Regions from separate parts of the Mus musculus genome. Here region 1 is linked to region 2. The links are chromatin loops, found by intact Hi-C in ENCODE. Cell type or tissue: heart. All regions are shown on one strand.

Region 1 (8,000 bases), 140 kb before region 2:
CTGGAAACTCGCGGCCCATCGAAACTCAGAATGAGAGTCCGAGACTCTGGGATCTCCAGTCTTCTCCATCCAACTCTTGGGTATCCCTGGGGACCCTCCCTTGCTCATTGTATCCCTTTCTTGGGAACCCAAGTACCGAGCTCCTCTTCATTCTTTACATTGCAATAGATAGCGCCCCCTCCCCCCAAACACACTTGCTACTTAGCACAGGCTGGTCTCAAACGATCCTCCTGCCTCAGCATCTTAGAATTTTGGGATCATAAGTCTGTGCAGTGACTCATCTAATCACCCTTTAAGTTGGGATACTCCACTCCCTTTCCTGGCCCCCACATATTTCCCCCCATCTTTTCCTTATTATATGTTATTTTTCTTGTTGTTGATGCAAAATGCCTAAAATAAATAAATAACCAACTTAAGGGAGGAAGGGTTTGTTTAGGCTCCTGGTTTGAGGGGACACAGTCACTCAGAAGGAGAAAGTATGGCAGCTGGAGCAGGAGTCAAGGGAAGTGAACAGTGGTACTCAGTTCACTTTCTCCTTCTTGTTCAGCCTGGAGCTCAGCACATGCAAAGTGCTGCCTCCACTTAGGATGGGTCTTTCCTCAATTAATCCTCCCTGGAAACCTCATGGCCATGCCCCCAGGTGTGTTCCAATTAATGACAATTATTAACTAATGTGCTTAAATAAAGTTTCCCTACCTCTTGGACTGGGCATCTGCCTCCACTGTTAGAATATTCATCTATGACTCTCTAGGACCCAGGCCCTGTATTCAGCTGAAGGCACATGTATGCCAGGAACTTCCTGTGTTAACTTGCAGAATCTTAACCATGTCATAGATGGTCAGTGTCCTTAGAGGTCTGGAATCTCTCATCTACAATTCTAAAGTCCCCAAAAAGCTCAGAAACCCAAAGTGTTTTTCTTAGAGCTGGTACAATGGCTGACTTGAATCTTGTCTTACTTAATTTGACTGGCATTCCCTCTGTATTTCCAGAAACTGACTTGTTTTGTGGGGCTTAGAGATGCCCCAGTGGGAGTGCTACACTCTATGTCAATTGTTCTGATACGATAAGAGAAAGGATTTCAAGTGTAGCTGGGGATGGTAGCTCTAACTATAATCCCAGAACTTAGAAGCCTGAGGCAGAAGAACTACTCTGAGTTTAAGGCTAGCCTGGTTTACAAAATGAGTTCCAGTTTGGTCTACAGAGTGATACCCAGCATCAAAAAGTAAAGAACAAGATCCAAGCATGGTAGCATACACTGTTAATCCTAGCACTTGGGAGACAGAGACAGGCAGATCTCCATAAGTTCCAGACCAGCCTGATCTACATAGAGAATTCCAGGCTAGCCAGGGTTACAAAGTGAAGAGACTGAAAAATAAAGAACAAACCAAAAAGATCTTCAAGGGGGCTGCAGAGATAGCCCAGTGGTGTACAAGCAGATAGCCTGAGGACTGGGAGATAGCCCAGTGACATTCGAGCAGATAGCCTGAGAATCTGATTTTGGACTCATAGCACCCATGTGAAACTAAGCATGACTACACACATCTATGACCCTAGCACGGGTCCTGGGGTTGGGGATGGAGACAGGTGGATCCCTGGAACTTGCTAGCCAACCAGTATAGCCAATCCATGAGCTCTGGGTTTAGTGAGAGACCCTGTCTCAAAAAAAAATAAGGCTAAGAGAAACAGTGGAAGACACTCGACATTAACTTTTGATCTCTACACACATACACCCACACGTGCATGCTATATATACATACACACATATCACACACATATCGCACACTCACACATACATGTATAGTATATATGCTCATATACATATCATGCACACATGCATGTTACACACACACACACACACACATTTTAAAAAAGACTCCCAAGTGTTAGCAGCTTGAAGCAATATCACGTCTTTGTTACTTTGTCAGGAGCCTGGAGTACATGGTTATAGAGGTCAAGTACTCCCTGTTGTGCAGAGCTTGCCCATATGCACAGGTACTGGAAACAGGACTCCTTTTGTTGTTGATTTGGTTTTTCAAGACAGGGTTTCTCTGTTAGCCCTAGCTGTTTTGGAACTCAATCTGTAGACGAGGCTGGCCTCAAACTCACAGAGATCCATCCACCTGCCTCTGCCTCCAGAGTGCTGGGGATTAAAAGCACGTGCTACCACTGCCTTCCAAGAGTAGACCTTTTTAGAGGATGGTTATCTCAATTATGTGCAACTACATAAAATCAAAGCTTTTGAACTCCAAACACATGTGGCCCAGAAGCATTTGAATAAATGTCTTTGTTGTTTGATTCATATTTTGCACTTCACAACCAGGCTCAAAAGCACTTGAGTGGTCTACTAGGCTACACACAGGAATAGTAGTGAAGAGTTAAAGCCACATATCAGCTCTGGGCCAGGGTTCTTCTGTGTGATATCCACTCCCACACCCACTTCCCCTTCATCCCACAACTGCCTCAGTCAATCAAGATGACCCTGCATGACCATAGCAATGACTGTGCTGGACAATCATTTAATCATGGAAGTTTGGATGAGAACAGCTCCCATAGACTCATGTTTGGATACTTGGTCCCCAGTTGGTGACTCATGTAAGGTTAGAAAGGATTTCAAAGTATGGCCTGTTGGAAGAGCTGTGCCATTATGGGCAGAGAGATTCTGAGGTTTCAGCTTGCCCTCTGCTTCCTGATTTGTAATCAAGATGTGAGCTATCAGCTTTAAACATCTGACCCTTTATCCCAAGTAATGCTTCTTCTATACGCTGCCTTGGTCCTGGCATTTTGTCACACTAATAGAAAAGAAATACGCACTCATTCTCTAGTTCCACAACACCCCTACCAGGTAGGGAAGGAAGCAACTGTGACCCATCTTTTCTGAGCAGAAGTTTTGGGCTGGAAGGGCTAAGAAGGAACTGAACATAAGTGAGCCAGGTCTGTGACTCCCAGTATCCATCCCATACATTCTTGGCGAGGTCTGGCTTTGCTTATAGTTTTATACTTGCAAGTGAGTGTGTTCCTGCAGGCTCAACCAGAGCTTGCCTGTGAGCAGACAGGGTATTGAGAGTAGAAGACTGAGCAGAAAAGGAGACACACATCCTCACATAGGGAGGGGACCTCCATGAGATCTTAGCAATGAGCCATTGAAAGATTCTCACGGAGGAGAGACTTCCCAGTGGAAAAACAGTGTTCATATGGAAACTGTGGGAAGGAAAGGGTGGGCACCCTCTTGTCTTCTGCTAGAACAGCTTCTAGCGCTAAGGCCATCCTAACGCGAATTTAGGGGCATGCTGGGGTTTGGTGGCTGGCTCTGGGCTCCATCATGTACTCTGGATGGGAACACCTTTCTGGGTCAGTGTCCCTCTATGAAGAAACGCATGTCAAGTCCCGGAAGAGGAAGGAGCCCAGCCAATGAAACCTGACCACACTCTACGTCCCATGTTTGAAGTCCTTTGATTTATTTGCTTTTCTTCAGCTGCTGTACCAGAGGATACCTAACCCCAAACCCTGGTCGCAGATGGGGTCTGACTCCAGGAAAATTCCTCAGACGCAGGGAATAGAGCAGACAGCACCTAGAATGGAGCTGGTGTGTCAAGAGAAAGTGAGATCATAGAGTAGGAGGGACCAGCTGTGGGAGGGGACGGAGTCAGACTCCCGGCAGTGGGAGAGGCGGAGCCAGCTGTAGGCGGGGCGGAGTCAGACTCCGGGCCATGGACGAGGCGGAGCCAGCTGTGGGCGGGGGCGGATTAGGCTCTGGGAGTGGGCGGGGCGGGAAACGTTCCGGGAAGGCTGGTTTTCGCTCCCCCTGTGTGGAGAAGTTGGAGACGCCCAAGTCCCCACGGAAGGCCTACAGCCATGTCGTCTGGGGACCCAAGGTCTGGTAGACAGGACGGGGCCCCGCGTGCGGCCGCAGCGCTCTGTGGCCTGTACCACGAGGCCGGCCAGCAACTACAGCGCCTGAAGGATCAGCTGGCCGCGCGTGACGCCCTCATCGCGAGCCTCCGCACCCGCCTCGCGGCTCTGGAAGGGCACACGGCGCCGTCACTCGTGGACGCACTTCTGGATCAGGTGGAGCGCTTCCGTGAGCAGCTGCGACGACAGGAGGAAGGCGCTTCGGAGACCCAGCTGCGGCAGGTGCGGGGCGGGCGGGAGCTGCTGCGCAAGGCGGCCTGGGGAACTTGTTGGAGCGAGTGACGTGGAGTCCAGAGATGCGCGAGGTCTTGAGGGTCGCGAGGATATGAAGCTCGAGGTGCGGGTCTGAAGAGCTCGAGGTCTGAGCATAGTGGTTTAGGGGTGCGCTGGGGTTTGAAAGGAGCTGGGTTATGAGGGATACGAGATCCTGAGACTAGTGGGTCCTGAGGTTTCAGGGTCTGAAGGGCGTGGGGATCAGAGGCGCAGGTAATCCTGTTGGATTAGGGTCTGAAGGTAAGAGTCTGGGTAGTTCAGGGTATTGAGCAGTTCGGGATTCATTCGTAGGCTCAGGGGATATGCCAGAGGTGAGCAGGAGTCTCTGGGGCTCGGGGTTCTGGTGAGCAACAGGGTGGTAGGGGTGTGACTGTTTGAGGAGTACCAAGTCCTGACGTCCTGCTGAGGTTATGAGCACTTCTGAGGGACTTGTAATAGAGGTTAATTTGGGACAGACCCCCTGGGTCTCTCGACTTTGAGGGGTACTGCTGTGGGAAACTTACTCATGAAGTTTTGTGGGGGACAGGGTTCTGCGGAATGTGAGGGATCCTGGAGTGCAGGGATCTTGTGGGGCATAATGTTCTGAGGTAGCCTCGAACACGTGGTTCTGTTGGTAGTAAGCTTCTCCAATATGTACTCATATTATTAGTAATATTATTATATTAGTCCCAAAGGGGTGTGTAGCTGTTTTAATCACTGCCTTATTTGCGTTAAAGAGATACCATGACTAAGGCAACTCTTATAAAAGAAAGTATTTAATTGAGGGCTGGCTTACAGTTTCAGAGGGTCAGTCCATTATCATCATGGTGGGGAGTATGGTAGCTTGCAGGCAAGCTTGGTGCTGGAGAAGTAGCTGAGAGCTACATCCTGATCCACTGGCAGAGAGACGTCCACTAGGCCTGGTGCGGGCTTTTGAAACCTCAAAGCCCATCCCTAGTGACACAGTTCCTCCAACAAGGCCACATGTCCTATTCCTTCTCAAATTGTGCTACTATCTGATGATGAAAAAATGCAAATATATGAACCTGTGGGGGCATTCTCATTCAAGCAACAACAGTGGGGGCACCAGGCTTGACTAAGATGGAATTCTGAGGAGGGGTGGTGTTCAGGGTTCTGTGGGACAGACACTAGAGGCTCTAAAGGACATGAGCGAAGCATGGGGCCAAAAGGGTCTCAAGGATATCCTGACAGGCATTGCCCTTTGAGGACTGTGTTCAGGTTCCAGTGTGTGTGTGTTGGGTATGAGGAGGCAGTATAGGTCTTGGTTCTTGGGTTCTGTGTTAGGGAGGTCTTCTGTGGAATGTGGGGTTCTGAATCTTGAGGAGGGTGCCAGGGGCCTGAGAGATGCATAGGGCTCCTAAGGATGGTGCTCTGAGAAAGAAGACCCATGGTTTTGGTTGGTGGCATTTTAGTATTATGTGGGAAGAAGTGACAGGTGCCAGTCTGATAATATGTGAATTCTTATTTGGCTCTCCTTGTCATTTGGTATCATTTGGTTCCTGTGAGATATCATAAGCACACAAAACTGAAATGAGTAATAATACTTTACTGGAGCAATTATTTCTAAACCTGACAACCTTGTCCGGCATTTGGAGGGATGCTGGCATTTTATTCCATTTGGTCCATAGCTGTCTTGATTTTCCCAGGAAAGAAAATAAGAGAGGAGATTACCTGATAAAAGATAATGCTTGTTTTCAAGATAACCACTGCAGCTAGATTTCTTTCTTTCTTTTTTTTTCCTTTCTTTTTTTCCTTCCCATCTCCACCCTTTTTGTACTGGGGATTGAAGCTAGAGCCTAGGCAGGTGCTCCACCATTGAGCTACATGCATCTCCGGTTCTCTTCCTCCTCCTCCTCCTCCTCCTCCTCCTCCTCCTCCTCCTCCTCCTCTTCCTCCTCCTCCTCCTCCTCCTCCTCCTCCTCCTCCTCCTTCTTCCTCCTCCTCTTCCCCCTCTTCCTCTTCTTTTTCTTCTTTTTGTTTGTTTGTTTGTTTGTTTGTTTTTGATACAGGGTTTCTCTGTATAGCCCTGGCTGTCCTGGAACTCACTTTGTAGACCAGGCTGGCCTCGAACTCAGAAATCTGCCTGCCTCTGCCTCCCGAGTGCTGGGATTAAAGGCGTGCACCACCACGCCCGGCTTCTTCTTCCTTTTTAAGATTTATTTATTTATTATATGTAAGTACACTGTAGCTGTCTTCAGGCACACCAGAAGAGGGCGTCAGATCTCATTACAGATGGTTGTGAGCCACCATGTGGTTGCTGGGATTTGAACTCAGGACCTTCAGAAGAGCATTCAGTGCTCTAAACTGCTGAGCCATCTCTCCAGCCCCTCCAGTTCTCTTTTTGCTTTTTACTTTGAGATCTGGTCTCACTAAGTTACCCAAATGGATGTTGAACTCACTGTGAATCTCAGGCAGGCATTGAATTTGGATTCTCCCTGCCTCAGTCTTTCAGGTAGATGGTATTACAGGCTTTTGCTACCAGACCTAGCCATAACAAAATTCTAGAGGGGGAAAAAAGAAAGCATTTTTTTTTCTGATGGTAAACTTCAGAATATCTGAAAAATAAAGGAAGGAATAAAATAATCTCACATGCTTTTTACATGCCTCTACCTGCGTTTCCTTTGCAAAGACACAGATCCTTGGCATTGCTGGGTTCACACTTCTGTTGTCATGGTTTTCTATCTGTATCATTTAAAGTACCAAGAGCAATAGGAGTCTCCCCACTCCAAGTCTCCCTCTTTCTGGAAGGAGGGTTGTAAAATATCAGAACAGAAGGGAAAGCAGAGGCCGCCTGGTCTGTGCCACTAATTTAGTGTTGTAACATCAGGTGCCATAGTGAGTACAGAGTGTGGTTCTGAAGGCACCTCACAATTTGTCACCAGACTATCAGTGGGGGGTAGTTATGGTAAAGGAGATCCCCATAACCAGAACAGAACTTCATCTGCAGTCTGCTAGCCATTGGTGTTCAGTGCAGATGTATCTGTACCCGGCAACTGGGACTTATTTATAGCTCTCTAGAGGCTCCAGACAGAAGCAGTCTATGGCCCCTGGCATACAGATTTTGTTCTGGGATTTTAAGAATTATTTGCAATTTTGTTTAGGGATTTTTGTTAACTGTATGGTGACTAAATATTACAAAACTATTGTGTGGCTCCTCAGTCTGCCAAAACAAATTGGCTAACTATTATTAGCACTAGAAATATGTGTCAAAATTACCCTGTTTATTTTAATTTCAGTATTGCTTTTTTAATAAAAGATTTATCGATTTATTTTATGTATAAATAAAAGACAGCACTATAGCTGTCTTCAGACACACCAGAAAAGGGCGTGAGATCCCATTAGATGGTTGTGGGCCACCATGTGTTTGCTGGGAATTGAACTCAGGACCTCCGGAAGAACAGTCGCTGTTCTTAACTGCTGAGCCACCTCTCCAGCCCCCGTGCCTTTTTTCTATGATGTAGCTTCCTTGGTTATATGGTTTGCAGAGTTATGCACAGGATAAGGCTAATGTAAGCAGTATAAGGAAGAGATGGGACTTGGTGCTCCCCCACCCCCAGTAATTGGCACACCTTTTCCAACAACACACCTCCCATTCCTTTACAAACAGTTCCACCAATGGGGAACTAAAGATTCAAATATATGAGCCCATGGAGGGCGTTCTCATTTAAACCACTGCAGTAACCATGTACTGCATTCCATGGTGACAGATTCAGGTAAGCACAGTTTTAGCAAATGTCAAAGGGATTATGTACTTGTCAGCTCAATGCAAATACAGGATGACTTTTAAAAAAAATTATTATCTTTTTCTTACCTCTTAT
Region 2 (8,000 bases):
GTAATAAGATCTGATGCCCTCTTCTGGTGTGTCGGAAGACAGATACAGTGTATTCATTAATGTAAATAAATAAACAAATAAATCTTTTTAAAAAAAGAAGAAGAAAAGAGTGATTCTAAGCTGTACAGAGTTACACTGATCTGTGTGACTAACCTTTGCCTAATATGCCCATGTCAAACAGCTATCATCCACCTTGGTTCTCTCTGATACCACCCAGCCCAACTGCTTAGGGATGGTACTACCCACAGTGGGCTGAACCCTCCTAAATCAATCAAGAAAATGCCCCACAGGCCAATTTGATGAAGGCAAATCTTCAATTGGGGTTCAGTCTTCCCATGTATATCAAGTTGACAACCAAGAATAACCATCACAGCACTAAACTACTGAAAAAGACAAGAAAAAAACAACTTCAACCTTTATTTATAACGCCAACACTATACTAATAAGTCAGTCAGGAGCAATATAACTTTTTAGAAAATAGCATCATGATACAGCAACAATCACTGAAATATCAATACTAGCAAGTAGCAATTCTTTAGCCCCACAAAAAATTTAATATTGAAAATTTAAAATGAATATACTATGACCACAAAGGGATTTAGTTCATGAATGCAAAATTGGTTCAATATCCAAAATCAGTAATACTATTACTACATTGACAGCATTAAAAAAAAAAAAACAGAATCAATTATTTTAAAACTCATTTTTAAAAATTTAACATCTGCTAATAAGATTCTCATCAAACCAGAAATGGGAACTTTTTATATAATATAATGGGTAGCTACAAAAAAATAAATAAATCTCCAACAAATATACGTAACGGTGAAAAACTACAAGCTTCTGCTCTAAGCTCAGGTAAAAGCAATATCCACTCTCACCACTTGTAGATGATGCTGTAGCCAGTGTAATAAGTATCAGCTGAGCGGTAGTAGAGCATGCCATTCCATTGATCTCCCCATGCAGAAGGCAGAAGCAACAAGATCTCAGAGTTCGAGGCCAGCTTCGTCTACAGAATGCGTTCCAGGACAGTTGGGGCTACACAAGCAATCCAATAAATAAATAAGTAGACGGGTGGACAGATGGACGGACAGACAGCGGAAGCAGGCAGATCTCTAAATTCAAGGCCAGCCTAGTCTACAGAGTGAGTTCTAGGACACCGGGGGTTACACAAACAATCCAATAAATAAATAAATAAGTAGGTAGGTAGGTAGACCAACCGACCGACCAACCAACAGACCTACGACTAATGAGTAACTGAAAATTAAAAATTTGAAAAACATGATTTGCAAAGTTGGGGGCGGGGAGCCAAAACGTGGGAGATCTAGGTCAGGAAGTGGGAAGAATATCAGCGTGTGGCATGCACAATAGACCTTGGGTTCTATCTCTGGACTAAAAATAAAGGAGTTACTTAAAATAGTTAAAAAAGTAAAATTTGAAATAATGAAATTTACACACATCTGAAACAACATAAGCTATATGGTCTCTATGTTACATGCAGAAAACAAGACAGCCAATTAAGAGAAAAAAATGCGGAGAGATGGCTCAGTGGTTAAGAGCACAGACTGTGCTTCTGAAGGTCCCGAGTTCAAATCCCAGCAACCACATGGTGGCTCACAACCATCCATAATGAGGTCTGACGCCCTCTTCTGGTGTATCTGAAGACAGCTATAGTGTACTTAGATATAATAAATAAATAAATAAATAAATAAATAAATAAATCTTTTTAAAAAAGAGAGAAAAAAATGCTACCATTTCACCTTTTGGAAGATTCAAAATATTAACTGTCAATTTTCTACCAAACTGATCTATGTTGAGATTTAAGGTGTTTCTATTCAGTCCCATAAAAACTACTTCTAGGTATCAGCACGCTGATTCTGAAATGTATGGAAACAACAACAAAAAACAAACAAACAAAAAAAACAGAATAAAACAAAAATGATTCTCAGAAAAAAGAAAATTATTAATTTTTTTTTTCATCTCTACAACAGTTAAAGCTCTAAGGGCTGGAGACATGGCTCAGTGGTTAAAAACAGTTGCAGCTCTTCCATGGAATCCAGGTTCTGACCTTTGTGGACACCAAGCACACATGAGGGGCACATATTACATAAGAAAATACTCACACACATATAAATTTAAAATAAATCTTTGAAATAGATTTTTTTTTTAAAGTGGTAATAACTGCTGACAAATAAAAGACAAGATTGGAAGAAAATGTCTACAAATCACATGTAAAATCTTGTACACAGCCGGGCGTGGTGGCGCACGCCTTTAATCCCAGCACTCAGGAGGCAGAGGCAGAGGCAGGTGCATTTCTGAGTTCGAGGCCAGCCTGGTCTACAGAGTGAGTTCCAGGACAGCCAGGGCTATACAGAGAAAGCCTGTTTCTGTTTCGAAAAGCAAAACAAACAAACAAACACAAAATTATAAAGAACTTTCTAAACTGGAAAAATAGCAATCCAACCAGAAATGAGCAGTTCTGAGCTGGACAGTGGTGGTGCACCCCCTTAAGCCCAACACTCTGACGGCACAGGCAGGCAGATCTTTAAGCTCAAGGCTAACCTGGACTACAAAGCAAATTCCAGGACAGCCAGGACTACATAATGAGACTTTGTTCTTTCTTAAGTAACAGTGAGTGTCAAGAATAAAGAGTGGGGGAGAGTACAATTGTACAGGGATAACAGGAGTATGTTTCTGATTAATGAAACTGTCCTGTACCTTGACTGACACAGTAACCTCAAGAGACTCACATGCGTTAAAATCAGAGTAATGAGGTTGGAGGCAGAACTGAGCAATAGGTAGTAAGCATGCACAAGGCCCCAAGGTCAATCCTTAGGATCACAAAGCTGGGCACAGTGGTATACTATTACAGTTCTAAGTTCTCAGAGAGGCTAAAGTGAATGATCACTTGAATTCAGGAGTTTGAGACCAACCCAAGCAACAACACAACATCTGTTTCCCAAGACAAAACATAATTTTGCTATACATTAACTTTTTAAAAAATATTTATTTATTTATTACATGTAAGTACACAGTAGCTATCTTCAGACCCTCCAGAAGAGGGCTCCAGATCTCGTTATGGATGGTTGTGAGCCATCATGTGGTTGCTGGGATTTGAACTCAGGACCTTCGGAAGAGCAGTCAATGCTCTTAACTGCTGAGCCATTTCTCCAGCCCCCTATACATTAACTTTTAATAAGCCTACAGCAGCATCACTTAGAAAAACTGATCAGTTGAACCTCAAGTCACATATCTACATACTCAGCAATTCTATTCCCAGAAACATGCCCAATTCAAACAGTGCCCATGCACATCAAAAGGCACAAGCAGAAATGTAAGCTCATTCACATCAGCCTTAAAGCATCTCAATGTCCATCCACATTACATCAGACAGACTGAGGAATTTTCACAGTGTAAAGTGTACATCCTATATAGAACAACAGCAAAAAGCAATCTTACCCTGGAGTCATCACAAATGAAAAGCTGAGCCAAAGCACTGAGGCACAAAACAACCCTTTTTGTATAAAACTCACAAACAAGTGGAAGATATAGCCAAGACAGGTATCACACCTTGAAGTGAATGATGAAGGAGCACAGGGCACTGGAACACTCATGTCATGAAGCACTCTAAAAACCTGCCACAACAGGGCTCTCTGTGATGGCACTTTTTCTAAAGCCTGGATTGTAGTTAATGTAAGCTAAGTTAAACTAGTAATCCTTTAAAGCACCTCAAGTTCTAGATTTTTTTTCAAGCTACTTCCTCAGATCACAAAGCAATGTGAACTACAAGTGTGCCTTCACCTACTACAAAGACCCAAATGAACACCAGACCCTGAATACCCTCTAAGATCAAGAGGCACTTGCATGATGGCCTTAGCCCATTGTTATCTACACTCCTAGTATCAGGATAAAAGGGGATTCATTATTACAAATGCCTATAGTCAGTGACAGGGTTTTTTGGGGGCTTTTTTGTTTTGTTTTGTTTTTTTCCGAGACAGAGTTTCTCTGTGTAGCCCTGGCTGTCCTGGAACTCACTTTGTAGACCAGGCTGGCCTCGAACTCAGAAATCCGCCTGCCTCTGCCTCCTGAGTGCTGGGATTAAAGGCGTGTGCCACCACGCCCAGCTCCAGTGACAGGTTTCTGACTTTAACTTTCAGTTTGAAAACTCCTTTTGACCCCTACCTTAAATGGCATCCTTTTATAAATCTCACACATCATTACAAAAATAACCTTAAATCCCCATTCCAGCCCTGTGTGAATATGTCACATGTAATCTGATATTCCAACAACTAATAACACAGGTCGATTTCCATAATAGAAGGAACCTGGGTTTTGTAAGTATATATGACTAAATGTTAGATAATTATTTTGAAAATACAATTCTCATTATGTAGATAATGTTTGTTTCTGTACCTAATATCAAAATATGTAAGTGCCAAAGGGTGGTAGAAAAACCCTTCACTAGTTTATTTACAAAACAGAAAAACGCTGTTAGTTGTCTCAGGCTTTAATGCCATTCACTTTCTTGGTCCATGAATAACGCTCACTGCAGATTTCAAATTTTGAAAGCTTGAAGCATGTGGGAAAAGGAAAGAATAAGCTTCAGAATGCCCACCATAGTCTTTGTGGACAAGACTTTCCTATGTAAATCCATATGCACACAATATTTTACAAAAACAGCTCTGTGCTATAAACACCTATAATCCTTTCCACTTTAATGTATCATGAACATTATGAAAATCATCTTAAAATAGAAATGCAAAATAATTAGATTTACTCTTGATATGCTTCACCTAACTGTTCACTGAGTGAGTAGTCTAACCATTGCACAAGCTCAAGTCCAAGACCTGAGTCCAAATTTCCCCATTTCACAATTAGAATAAAAAACAAAACAACAACAAAAACATTAGCCCTATTATCTAGAAGCAGAACCCCTAAAAAGACCAGCTCAGCATCCTGAAACACAATGGCCACAATCATACATCACTTACAGACTGCCACTAAACACTGCTTGCAATCTTCCCTACATTTATTTGTTTAATCTTAAGCCTAGGATCTGAGTGCCCAACAAGGAGTACAGGTCTGACACCAAGCACAAAGGAACCTCAGAAACTTAAATCTGTGCAACCTGCACCCTGAGCCTTGGACACCAGAGTTTACTTCTGGACCAACAATTTCACAAGAAGTTACCCATACCCACATTTCCACTAACTAGCTCAGGAGCCACCTCAAATAAGATAGTATAACCTACAGTTCTGTGCCCAGCACTAAGAGCAATGTGGGACTCCCTACTAAGGATAAGGACAGTCCTTCCTGTCCTTTCTTAGTCACCTTCTGGTTTGGTGACCTAGAGAGAGTAGAGGAAGCTCAAGACTTCTCTCTGGGAAGTACAGGTCCAACAGTTACCTGACATTGTTATGCATACCTGTGCTGTGCCATATAAGGCACCCAAAGAGCTTACCATTTTGTATGGAAACTGGATTTTCAGAGTTCTGTGGAGCTGGGTATGATGGTGATGCTTTTAATCCAAGCAATAGGGAGACAGAGGCAGGCAGACCTCTGTTGAATTCCAGGTCAGCCTGCTCTACATAATGAGTTCTAGGACAGCCAAAACAGAGAAAGACCCATTCTCAAATCAAATCAAAACAAAAAAGATCTCTGGGGTTACAAGGATATTTTTAGTTCTACTGCTATGAAGACTTGTTTTGTATATGAGGAAAACACAAAAAGATGTTTAAACTAAACACACCTTAACTTTAAAATACAATAAAAGCAATGTTTTTACATGATGTATGTCTAAATTCAATAACGCACAGAGAAATGTGTGAACAAGTATTTTATTAAGGAAATGAAGTAGAACAGCAAAGACCAGAAAAGACTGGGAATCCTTTTATGAAACTTTTTTGTGTATGATTGTTTTTAATGGTGGGTGATGGCCCAAACTCTTGATGCATAATAGTTCAACACAAACAATTCTGTCAAAATTATGCATAATCTGAGTTTGAAGAGCTACAAAAAGCAAGTTATTTCAGGTAATTCTATGTTATGTTGCAATTACTCAATCCTACCTAGCACGAGGTATGAGGAGTAAGGCTCCTTGTTAGCAGCTGGTCTTCACTGTACATACAGAAATGGATGTACTTCACTTCCAGCTCCAGCAACCACTATTACCCTTTCTATAAAGCTTTCGAACAGGCCAACCTCCCACCTTCCCCTTCCAGCAAAAGCAAAGGCGACCCACAAAGTCCCAAAATGAAAAATCACAACCTCATTTTAAACTAGAGCTGTCCAGAGTCAAGAAAAAGGCCAAACTCTGGAAACTCAAACCCAAGGACAAACCCCAGATGCTAAACAAATGTAACAATACTCCGCGAAGAAAGCTCCCAAAGTTGCACCAAAACTGCAGAGAACACCGGGAACAAATAAGGAAAACTTAAGTATTTATCCATTACTGTACTTTCTTGCAACAACATGAGCATCAAAACCCATGCCCATCCCCAACAATTTTCTCAACTGCTCTCAATACATACTGTGCCAACACAATATTCCGAATCTCATTAAAAAAAAAAAAAATCTGCCTCATGACTTGGCACACAAATACCCCTTAAAGCTTTGGTTTCTTCACTGTGGATGTCTTTTTAAAAGAAGATAACTTGTTTTAGCAACCTTACAAGAACGCAACTTGAGAGAAACCCATAATCATTCGGTGGCCAATCCAATCTATAGAACCGATTATGCCAACTGCATCCCACGTACCAGCACTATCTTCTGAAACAGAATAAAAGAGACAGCGGTCCATCCACAGCATGCCTGCGTAAGTAAACCTGAAAAAATAGTTACCCCAACCCTTGCGACTATCCTCAGCTGACACTCCTGAGGAAAGAGACCCCGGCGGCTCCCGAGAGCTTACAGCAGCAGGCACAGAGGGCAAGACAGCCGCGCCCGTGGTGCGCCAGGCGGTACCCAGAAACTTCTAGGGGGCACTTTTCAAGGCCACAGTCGGTGTGCCTCGGGGGTCCCGCCGGCGCCGCCCTCCCTCCGCCGCGCTCGCGCCCGGGAGGAGCTGTCAGCTAGGCAGGCGCCGGCCCGTTATCCGCCGGCCGCGCCCGCCCGGCCGCTCGTGAGGGGGCGGCGGCCGCTCCCGCCCGCGGACCCCTGCTGCTTACCTCGAAGTAGCCTCCGGCGGCACCGCCCGCACCCGCGCCCAGAGGCCCGTGGGCCGCCGCGCCGCCCAGCAGGCCCGCCGCGCCGGGGCCCGGGGCCTGGGGGCCGCGCAGGGCCGCCGCCGAGCCGGCCTTGCCGCCCGAGCCGCCGCCACCCGAGCCACCGCCGCCGCCGCGCTTGTTCTTCCGGCGCTTGGCTCCGCGCTTAGCGTCGGCCGGGCTCATGGCGGGAGTGAGGGACGGAGGACGGCGGGCGGGGAAGGGGCGCGGGCGGGCGCCGGGCCGCGGGCGGCGGCGGCAGCGGCGGGCAGGCGGAGGCGGCGGCGGGCGCTGCGGCCGGCCGGGCGGGGGGCGCGGCGCGGGGTCTCCTCCCGGGCTGGGAGGGCGGGGCGGACGGGATCTGAGGGGCAGCTGCTGGCGAGAGCGACGCGAGTCCACCGGGCCCGGTGCCGCCGCTGACCAGAGTTAAGAGTCCAATATGGCGGACACAAGGGGAAAGGGATCCCAGTTTACGTCGGGGGAGGGGGGAAGCAGCGGCAGGGGGAGGGGCGCGGGCGGCCGCCCCCCGCACTCCGCCCTCCCGGGCGGCGCGCCCCTGGCCTGGGACCCCGCCCCCGACGCCACGCGCGAGGCATGCCGGGAGCTGTAGTTCCAGCCGCCCGCGGCTCCGCCCGGGCGTGTGGGGCGGGACCACGACTCCCGTAGGGCCACGCGCAGTTAGTCGTGCGGGGAGAGGGTGTGCCTAGGGTGACGTCCGGCGCCGCGTGGCCCTGTGGAATCTGTAGTCCGCGCACGGACGGAGCTGGAGGCGGGCGGGGTCCAAGAGGGTCTCGCAGTTCC

Evidence for each region. A loop is a pair of places that touch in the nucleus more often than their neighbours do. Peaks named below come from ENCODE experiments on the same cell type or tissue, not always from the same donor. Only the 100,000 strongest peaks of a DNase experiment are listed, where the experiment ranks them.
Region 1: it touches region 2 in a loop (2.1-fold over the local background); 2 of 42 quality-filtered maps call a loop at or near these places.

Annotation. Positions count from the first base shown.
Region 1 is chr5:34,509,750-34,517,749 of GRCm38, reverse strand. It overlaps Tnip2 (TNFAIP3 interacting protein 2), which reads left to right and starts at 3,771. Exons shown (of 6, transcript NM_139064.2): 1 at 3,771-4,131. The coding sequence starts at 3,853. In heart, no CTCF peak of the experiment used is centred here; a DNase peak (open chromatin) is centred at 3,699; H3K4me3 peaks cover 1,798 bases; H3K27ac peaks cover 1,573 bases.
Region 2 is chr5:34,369,591-34,377,590 of GRCm38, reverse strand. Fam193a (family with sequence homology 193, member A) reads right to left here and starts at 7,658. Exons shown (of 21, transcript NM_001243123.1): 1 at 7,164-7,658. The coding sequence starts at 7,385. In heart, CTCF peaks have their summits at 1,640 (motif pointing left) and 3,057 (motif pointing right); DNase peaks (open chromatin) are centred at 7,070 and 7,840; H3K4me3 peaks cover 2,185 bases; H3K27ac peaks cover 1,225 bases.